2 separate regions of the Homo sapiens genome follow, and region 2 is linked to region 1. A link is an interaction called in ENCODE POLR2A ChIA-PET data of the cell type or tissue named here. Cell type or tissue: Panc1. All regions are shown on one strand.

Region 1 (5,000 bases):
GTTCCCTACCCTGTGTCCAAGTGTTCTCATTATTCAGTTCCCACCTATGAGTGAGAACATGCAGTGTTTGGTTTTCTGTCCTTGCGATAGTTTGCTCAGAATGATGGTTTCCAGCTTCATCCATGTCCCTACAAAGGACATGAAACTCATCCTTTTTTATGGCTGCATAGTATTCCATGGTGTGTATGTACCACATTTTCTTAATCCAGTCTATCGTTGGACATTTGGGTTGGTTCCAAGTCTTTGCTATTGTGAATAGTGCCGCAGTAAACATACGTGTGCATGTGTCTTTATAGCTGCATGATTTATAATCCTTTGGGTATATGCCCAGTAATGGGATGGCTGGGTCAAATGGTATTTCTAGTTCTAGATCCTTGAGGAATTGCCACACTGTCTTCCACAATGGTTGAACTAGTTTACAGTCCCACCAACAGTGTAAAAGTGTTCCTATTTCTCCACATTCTCTCCAGCACCTGTTGTTTCCTGACTTTTTAATTATCGCCATTTTAACTGGTGCGAGATGGTATCTCATTGTGGTTTTGATTTGCATTTCTCTGATGGCCAGTGATGATGAAGGAAAGCTCTTTCTTACAGTAGAATGTGAACTAAGAAATGTAAAAGAAACCAGAAAATTGGGTAGCAACCATAGTAATTGTTTCAGACAAGAATCAAGAATCATCAATGGATGCTAAAATTTATGGGTGACAGTTTGACGACGGACTGGGTGTGTGTGCAGAGAGAGTGCAGATGTGAGTTTGCGGCAGGTGCAGGGTAGTGCTAACAGGACACCTAGATGAAGGGTGTACGGGAATTCTTTGTACTATTGTTGGAACTTTCTGTGAGCCTGAAATTGTTTAAAGTTGTTTCAGAATAAGAAATTAACATTTGTAAGCATGCATATTTAGATATCCACATTGGATGAAATGATATGTGTTTGGCCCAGAATCTGACTGTTGCTTCTACTCTCCGCAATGCCGCCATCCCTCTCCAAGCCTCTGGTCCCTCACACCTAGATTATTATAGCTGCCTCCTGCCTGGCCTCCCCACTGCCATCCTGCCTCTCATCAGTTCTCCACGTGAAGCCAGAGCCTTTTATAGGGAAAATCAGGCATGTATCTTCTCTCTTCAGAACCTCCAATGGCTCCCCATCTCCCTCCAGTGAAAGCCTGTGTCCCCTGTGACAGCCCATCATCTGCCCTGACTCCACCCCCTCTCCCCCACCACTAGGCCCAGCGCTGCCTTAAGGCCTTTGGCCAAAGGTTTCCCCAGGCCCCCATTCCTCCTAGTCTTCAAGGCTCTGCTCTCCTGTCTCTTCTACCACCAAGTGCAACTGACTACACCCCAACTCCTTATCTCCTTAACAGCCTTTATTTTCTTTCGTTGTACTTATCACTTTCTAATGTAGGATATGATTTCCTTATTGTTATGCTTATTGCTTTTGTGTTTCCTCTGGAAAGACCCTAAGTTCCACACAGGAGAGATGTTTGTCTCTTTTGTTCATTGATATGTCCCAACCCCCTAGAAGAATGCCTGGCACATAGTAGGTGTTGAGTAATTATTGGTTGAGTAAGTGTTGATTCAGATTCATGCATGTATGTGTAAAGAGATGAAAATTAAATGTCTTCTTTCAAATACTGAGATGAGCAATTAGGGAATGATATATTATTAAATGAGCCTGAAATACAGACTGTGCAATCCTGGTTTTGAGAAAAACAGACATATACCTATTGATAAGCGCACTTGTAAACAGGCTAGAGGGGATATCTGTACACTGCACTGTTAGAGAGGAGTGTTTATGTCATGGTGGGTGGGGCAAGATCATTAGTTTCTTTACTTTCTGCTTAAGACACCGAAGTATTGTTTGATCACTTTTACTAGAATCATGCATTAAGGCCAGGTGTGATGGCTCACGTCTATAATCCCAGCACTTTAGGAGGCTGAGGCAGGTGGATTGCTTGAGTGCAAGAATTCAAGACCAGGCTGGGCAACATGGAAAAACCCCATCTCTACAAAAAATTTTAAAAATTAGTCAGGCATGGTGATGCATATCCTGTAGTCCCAGCTACTCGGGAGGCTAAGATGGGAGGATCACCTGAGCCCCGGAGGTGGAGGTTGCAGTGAGCCATGATCACGCCACTGCACTCCAGCCTGGGTGACACAGTGAGACCCTATCTCAAAAAAAAAAAAAAAGGAAGAAGAATTATGCATTATTCTTAGAATTACAATTTACAGTATAAAGTTTCCTTTCAAGTATAAAATTCATGGGGTACATAGTGACCTGATGCTAGAGGTTTCCTCAGCCAGTGTCTTTGTTCTTAGGAGCATTCCCTGTGCTGGGCACTGTGTGCAGTCTTTATCCGCACTGTTGTACTCACCCCTACTTGGGACCCCAGGAGGTGGGTGGCATTATCCCCCATTTTCCAAATGAAAAAACAGGCTTGAAGAGGCTCAAGCCCACAGTGCTACAGTACTAAGTGACAGAGTGACAATTTGGATCCCAGTCTGACTTGAGAGTTCAAACTTTCATCCTTAAAAAAAAAATCACTTGAAGCCAAATGCTCAGCTCTTCCCCAGCCTGCAGCATGTCATGCTTGCTTGCTTGCCACCCACTTGGCCCTCAGCTCCCTAGAGTCTCCAACCTCCCTGTAGCCAAAGGTGAACTCAGGACCCAGCAACCGAGGCTGAGAACTGCCTCAAATTGTTCTGGGCCCACTCAATTCTGAGATCTCTTAGGCAAAATATGTGCTATGCTTCCATCTTAAATATGTATGCCAAAGCTGTACTTGGCTTTTTATCTTTTGGAGGCAAGTGATTTCAAGTTCCGTGTAAATACGGCATTCTGTCTAAAACCTAGTAATGTCATTTTGTGGGAGTTCCCCATCCTCCTTCTCCCTACTCCCTACTCTTGAAATTGCTATTATCTTTATCTCAGGGCTCTTAACCTTGGGTCCATGAACTCCTGGGAGGTGGTGGATGGGTTTCAGGAAACCTCTGAACCCCGCAGTTTTCTGTGTGTGGATGTCCTTCTGTGCCTTCTTCTGAGGGAGAGGGTCTGTGACTTTCATTAGAATAGGAGGCTCATTCCCAAAGCAGGTTAAGGACGCTGGTCATAGGCCTTAGCTAGAACTGGGAGGCCGTTCTCCGTAGGCTTTCTGCTGACCTGCAGGTCCAGCTTCTATTCTCTGAACTCTTGTTTCATACTCAGTACACTGGAACATGTGTGTTTCATTTCCGGGTGAATTTCTGGTGGCTTGCACATTAAAGCACAGTGGGAGAGATCCTACTGTTGAAGAAAATGGCCGCGTACAGGAAGCAGAAGGAGTTGCTTTCAGGCACCAGACTGGAGCAGCTTGAAAAAAAAATGCTTGGGCATTAAACCTGTTTTTCAGTTTTCTGACAGCTAAGTCATGCAGAAAGAAAACACTTTATGTTACATAGTTTTTATTTTGTGTCAAAAACATACTAAGTCAAATTTAGAGATAAATGGTTTTTTCTTAGAACTAATTTCAGGGAGTTGTTTGTTTGTTTGCTTGGCAAATACTACTTACTAGGTATACATTGTCTGTTTAGTTAATTTCTACAGCACAGTCATTCCCAGAGGCAGTGGTGCACTTATATCTGTCCAGTGAATGTATGTTTAGGACTTAAGGATAACAGAGTTTCCCTAAGATTCCACAAAAATATTTAGTCTACATTAGCAGTAGCCTAGTTAGGCAATCTAGATTGTCCCCCTTTTTCAAAAATGCTAATGTGCCCAAATCATCAGACTCATAATTTCTAAAGATACCTTTGAAAGCCCCGTAATTCAGATCTCTGGTTTCCTTCCACAAATTTCAACTGCATTTGTCCCAAAGAGGTGGAAAACATATTCCTCTATCCCTAGCAGGTATATTTCAATGGCTGGCATTTACAATAGTGAATTTAAATGTTGGAGAAGGCAATTCCACCTCCAAGGGAATTTTATTGGATTTTACTTTTAAAATATTTTGAATGTATGAAATTAATGCTAGGTAGAAACAGGTGGCACTTGCCTTTTTGAGACAGGGTGAAACTGTTTTTAAAATTTAGAAAAGTGGGTTGAGTGAATGCATAGTACTACCACTACCTTTATTTTTATTTTTATTTTTTTAAGGCTGTCTAATTCAGTTTTAGTCAGTGATAAATGCTGGATGTTTTCAGGCCAGACTACTTGTCTTACGCTTATCCTACACCCTTTGGATCCCTTGCAACTTGTCTCCAATTTAACATTTTTCTGTTCCAATACTTATCTCCATTCTTGTAACAAATGCTTATTGATCAAATACTATGTGAAAGATAACCCCAAACTGTAATCTCTAGCACTGATTACATTGCGGGTGGCATCCCCATTGTCACCCACAATGCCACATGCATTCTTCCTGATGTGCTATCAGCCTACCTCGTCCCTGCACACTAGCCCCCCACCCCATCTTCACTGCTCTCATCTCCTGTCGTCTGAACCCTTGCTCCAGCCGTCTCATTGGTCTCCTGGTCTACCTGCTTTGAAACACTCTGCCTCCCCTCATCTTCCACACTGGACTCATCATTCCAGAGATGCCAGTCTGCTACCCTGTTGGCTCCTGTTGCTTGCAGGATAAAGCCCCCCCTTTCTAGGATAGGTGGTGTACATGGTCTGTATAACCCGGCCTCAGTTGACCTTTCTCCTCTTCTTCCCTCTCTCCTCCCTTCCCTGGGTATCCTCAGTATTCTCTAATGTTTCTCAGTGGAGGCACTGTTGGCAGTTTGGATGGAACAATTTCAGTTCCAGTCTATGGAACTGGCCAGCGTATTGCAGAAGGTTTAGCATTCCTGGCTCCAATCTGCTAAATGCCAATAGCTCCCTGACTTACTGTGACAAGCAAAAATACCTTCCCATTTCCAGGGGCTCCTTAGGAACAAGATTCCCATGCCTGGTGCTTTTATGCTTTGTACCTGCATTTCTGCCTATGGCACCCTTCTCCACCTGCTGCCCCTTCTGGCAA
Region 2 (5,000 bases), 67 kb before region 1:
CTAGCATTCACCAGCCACTTATATAATGCTATAATCCTTAGTTTCTTCATCTACAAATAGGGATAATAATATTTATACCTTATAGTAGTTACAGAGTTTAAGTGAGATAATGAATATTTTAAAATCTAGCACCATTTCTCTCTCCACACTTCTGAAGATCCTCCTTCAGAACTAGGTTTGCCTAGATGACAGGTTGGTAGGTGCAGCAAGCCACCATGGCAGTCGTGTACCTATGGAACAAACCTACATGTTCTGCACTTGGTTAAAGTAAAATTAAAAAAAGAACTAGGTTTGTAAAGTACAGTTGATCTTTGAACAATGCAGGGGTTGTTCACCCTCGGCGCAGCCAAAAATCCACATGTAACTTTTAACTTCCCACAAATTTAACTGCTAATAGTCTACTGTTCTACTGTTGACCAGAAGCTTTTCTGATAACAAAAACAGTCAATTAGCTGGGCACAGTGGTGCATGCCTGTTATCCCAGTTCCTTGGGAGGCCAAAGGGGGAAGGTTGAGCCCAGGAGTTAGAGACCAGCCTGGGCAATGTAAGAAGACCCTGGTCTCTCCCCCAATCCCCCCGCAAAAAAAAGCAAAGTAGTTGATTAACACATATTTTGTATGTTATATGTATTATATTACTGTGTTCTTACAATAAAGTAAGCCAGAGAAAATAAAATGTTACTAAGAAAATCATAAGGAAGTGGAAATACATCTACTATTCATTCAGTGGAAATGGATCCTCATAAAAGCCTTCATCCGCATTGTCTTCATGTTGAGGAGCAAGGAGGGGTTGGTCTTGCTGCCTGTGGGGTAGCAGAGGCAGAAGAAAATCTGAGTATAAGTGGACTCATGCGGTTCAAACCCTCGTTGTTCAAGGGTCAGCTATAAATGGCTTCTTTTTTTTTATTTTTTCAAATGGCAAGAGCCAGAATAAATGGCTCCTTTAATGAATAGGTACCACTGATACATTAATAACTATTCCTTTGTAGACAAGCATGGCTAAGTAGCTAACAAAAACTATTTCTCAATATCATGTTGTTTTCTGAAATTAAAAAGATTGAGTAGCCACTATGCTATAGGAAATTTTGAAAAAGGCAAAAGAGCTCACAATTTTAGGTTTTTAATACCATGATTTTACTTATTGACTGTTGTATTTACGGAAATGATTTTTGTAGCTCACATTTTTAAAAACTGTAAACCTAAAAATCGCCTAAACCAGTCCTTGTCTTAATGGACACAGACTGTGGCTTTTTCAGACAGTTTTTGCTGCATTGGACCTTGGAGCACACTCTCTTTGTGGAACTGGAGACTCTGAGGCCCAGGGAGGGCCAGCCGCCCCAACTAAGAGAGGAACCGGGGGCCATCCCCAGTGTCCTGATTCCTACTTGACTGCTTTCCCCACTGCCCCAGTAGAATTAATGAGGTTTTCTTGTACCCATTCCAGCAGGGAGAGGACCAGTTTCACGCATAATTCTTCATGACTGCCCATAGCATTTTAATTGCCTGTTATTGCGTCAAAATATTGTCCTCCTGACAGCTAAGATAATGTAAATAGAAAGCAAGAGGAGACAGAAAATTGAGGAAATTTGCAAGAAAATAAGAATGCCTTTGAAATACCTTAAAGACTGACTTAATATCATTTGAATAACCGTTTGATCTCTTGCATTGCCAGGTGTGATTATTTAGTGGGAGGTAGTGATTTCTTTAAGACAGACTCTATTTAGAATGAAGTTTCTCTCAGTTTTATGCAGCTTTGGAAAGAGCTCAAGATCCTGCTTGTCCACATTCCCACCGCTCCCCCTCCCCGCATTGAGTAAATGACTCCGCTTTGCTACTTTAGGGACACACCACATCGCATGAGACTTCTGACCCTTCTCATCTCCACATCTACAGATACTCTGGAGGCTTTATGTTAGATGGCAGAGTTACCCCAGATTCTGAAATCTTCCTGTTCATACACTTAGTAAAAGAAACAAAAAAGAAGTTAAAACTAGTAAAAGATGCACCAGCATTAGTCAGTCACAGGAAGGGACTTAACCTCTTTGAGAACGTGCAGCAAGGGAAGTTATCACAGAAGATTACAGTTCCACAGCTGTCATTTAATACCAGGAGGCAGTGGAGCAGTGCAAAATTTGGGGGAAAGTTTGACCCAATAATTTTATACTGAACCAAGTTATGTAGAAAGATAGTAGTATTCTAAAAAAAAAAAAAAAAAAAAAAAAAAAAAAATCCATGAACTCAAGGAAAGGCCCATGAGTCTTTCTTTAAAAAACTACTCAGTGACAAAATGCAGTGAGTCAAGGGATCAACGAAGTCAGTTCATTCATTCAGCAAATATTTATTGACTGCCTGTTACGTGCCAAACCCTGTTTGAGACACTGGGGATGTAACGATTCATTAGCTTACATTCTGATGAGAAATGGTGAAGTGAGTGGTCTGTTTAAATAAACAGCCAAGGCCAAGTAATTGTCAGGAATAATATTTCAGAAGGTAAATACAGTCATGCATCATTAGGCTCTTCCATCATTGTGCAAACATATATTTACAAAAACCTAAATGGTAGAACCCACGGCACACCTAGGCTATAAGGTGTAGCCTGTTACTCCTAGGCTACAAACCTCTACAGCATGGTACCATAGTGAGTACTAAAGGCAGTGTAAGACAATGGTAAGTATTTATGTATCTAAACATACCTAAGCATAGTAAATGTATAGTAAAAATACTGTATGAAAGGTAAAAAAAAATGGAGCTGTGTGCAGTGGCTCATGCCTGTAATCCCAGTACTTGGGAGGCTGAGGTGGGAAGATTACCTGAGGCCAGGAATTCAAAACCAGCCTGGGCGACATAGCAAGACCCTGCCTCTATAACAAACAAACCAAAAAGAAAGATAAAAAATGGTACACCCGGACAGGAACTTCACCATGCATGGAGCTTGCAGGACTACAGGTTGCTCTGGGTGAGTCAGTGAGCCATGGTGAGTGAATGTGAAGGTGTAGGGCATTACTATACACTGCTGTAGACTTTACAGACACTGTACACTCAAGCTACACTAAATCTGTAAGAACATTTTTTCTTCCGTAATAAATTAGCCTTACTTTTTCACTTTATAAACTTTTACATTTTGTTAACTTTTTGATTCTTTTGTTATGACGTTTACCTTAAAACAAATACATTGTACAACTGTACAAAAGGATTTTCTTTATATTCTTATTCTGTAAAGCTTTTTTCTATTTTTTATTTTTGTTTTATTTTATTTATTTTTTTCTTACTTTTTAAACTTTTTTGCTAAAACCAAAGACACAAATGCACACATTAGCCTAGGCCTACACAGGGTCAGGATCATCTGTATCAGAGTCTTCCACCTTCACATTTTGTCCCAGTGGAAGGTCTTCAAAGGCAGTAACACACAGAGCTGTCATCTCCTATGATAACAATGCCTTCTTCTGGATCCCTCCTGAAGGACCTGCCTGAGGATGTTTTACAGTCAACTGTTTTTAATAAGTAGAAGTAGTATATGCTAAAAAAAAAAAACAATTAAAATTATAGTACAGTAAATTCATAAACCAGTAACAGTCATTTATTATCATTATCAAGCACTCTGTACTATACATAATTGTATAGGCTGTGCTTCTATGTGACAGGCAGTGCAGTAGGTTTGTTGACACCAGCTTAAACACAAACACATGAGTAATGTGTTGTGCTGTGACTTTACCATGGCTACTATGTGATAGGAATTTTCCAGCTTCATTATAATCTTATGGGACCACTGTCATATATGCGGTCTCACCAAAACACTGTTATGCGACACTTGACTGTGTTATAAAACATGGGAATGCAAAAATATTCACAAAGCACATAGAATGAGGAGATTGGGATGACAAATTTTCTCATCTTATTTGGGAGCAGGAGATATATCTAAACATTAAGAAATAGAGGTTTTAGTGTATTATGTAAAATTTGAAAGAAAATTCTTAAAAAGCACTAAAAAGAAAGGGGATGCCAGAGTCTTGAAGAAAACAGTAAAGACTTAGAGTCCGCAAAGCAAAAGGCAAAGAACCAAAGCAAGCATCCAGAGCAGGACACATGAAATAAGACATAAAAGAAGATAAAACAAAACAGTCTCATAAGACCACCAAATTAGGCCACACACCTGCAATATCAATAAATACCAATGAGATAAATATCTACTACAGGAAAAAGACTCAGATTGTCCCCAAAATTAAACCCTGCTATGTACAACATAAAACAGCTGTTAGACAAAGACAGATCCTGTATTTCTAACTAAAAGAAAACTGGACTTGTAATAGAAATACTAGATAAGGTTGAGCTCAAGGCATATGGTATAAATGGCTGCAAAGAGAAGCTTTATAAGGACAGAATGTAAGTCCACAGTGAGGCCATAACAGGTCAGTCCCAGGCTCAAAATACCAGCATAAATGTATAAATGTCAGGAAGCGCCAGGAGAAACAGGGACTGTGACTCACCTCAGGAGTTCACAGCAGACCAGCAAGATGGAAAATCAGAGAAGCATGTGGAAGATTTAAATACTTTCTCCTTATTGTAGTTTTTAGCTGAAATGACACCTCCTCAGAGGGACCTTCCCTGACTACCCAATCTAAAGTAGCTTCCCCAGTCACTTTGTATCATACACCTTTTTAAGATCTCTGTAGCGCTCTGTTCCGCTGTTCTCTTATGGGTGTATTATGTTGTGTTTTGTTTTGTTATTTGGCCCAAATCCCTGTGAAGGAGGGACCCTGTTTGTTCTGGTGACTGCTGTAACCCCAGTGCCTAGAACAGTGCCTGGCAAACAAGTCGATCTTGAGTTCATAGTCATCTGAGTGCCTGCTAAATGGCAGGCACTGTTCTAGGAGCCCTGAGCACTTGAGTGAACAGACTCCTGCCCTTGTGGTGCTTACATTCTAGTGGAGAATATGGAAGACAAACAATCAGAAGTCATGTACAGAATGTGAGGAGGTGATTAGTGCTATCGGGGAAAGTGGG

Evidence for each region. ChIA-PET counts read pairs that join two places held together with the same protein. Peaks named below come from ENCODE experiments on the same cell type or tissue, not always from the same donor. Only the 100,000 strongest peaks of a DNase experiment are listed, where the experiment ranks them.
Region 2: POLR2A ChIA-PET joins it to region 1 with 7 read pairs; 3 of 35 experiments call an interaction of 5 or more read pairs at or near these places.

Annotation. Positions count from the first base shown.
Region 1 is chr9:131,917,002-131,922,001 of GRCh38, reverse strand. The region is part of intron 4 of MED27 (mediator complex subunit 27); the gene reads left to right. Among named protein-coding and RNA genes, the nearest start is that of MED27, 160 kb to the left of the region's middle. In Panc1, no CTCF peak of the experiment used is centred here; no DNase peak of the experiment used is centred here.
Region 2 is chr9:131,984,228-131,989,227 of GRCh38, reverse strand. The region is part of intron 3 of MED27 (mediator complex subunit 27); the gene reads left to right. Among named protein-coding and RNA genes, the nearest start is that of MED27, 93 kb to the left of the region's middle. In Panc1, no CTCF peak of the experiment used is centred here; a DNase peak (open chromatin) is centred at 2,387.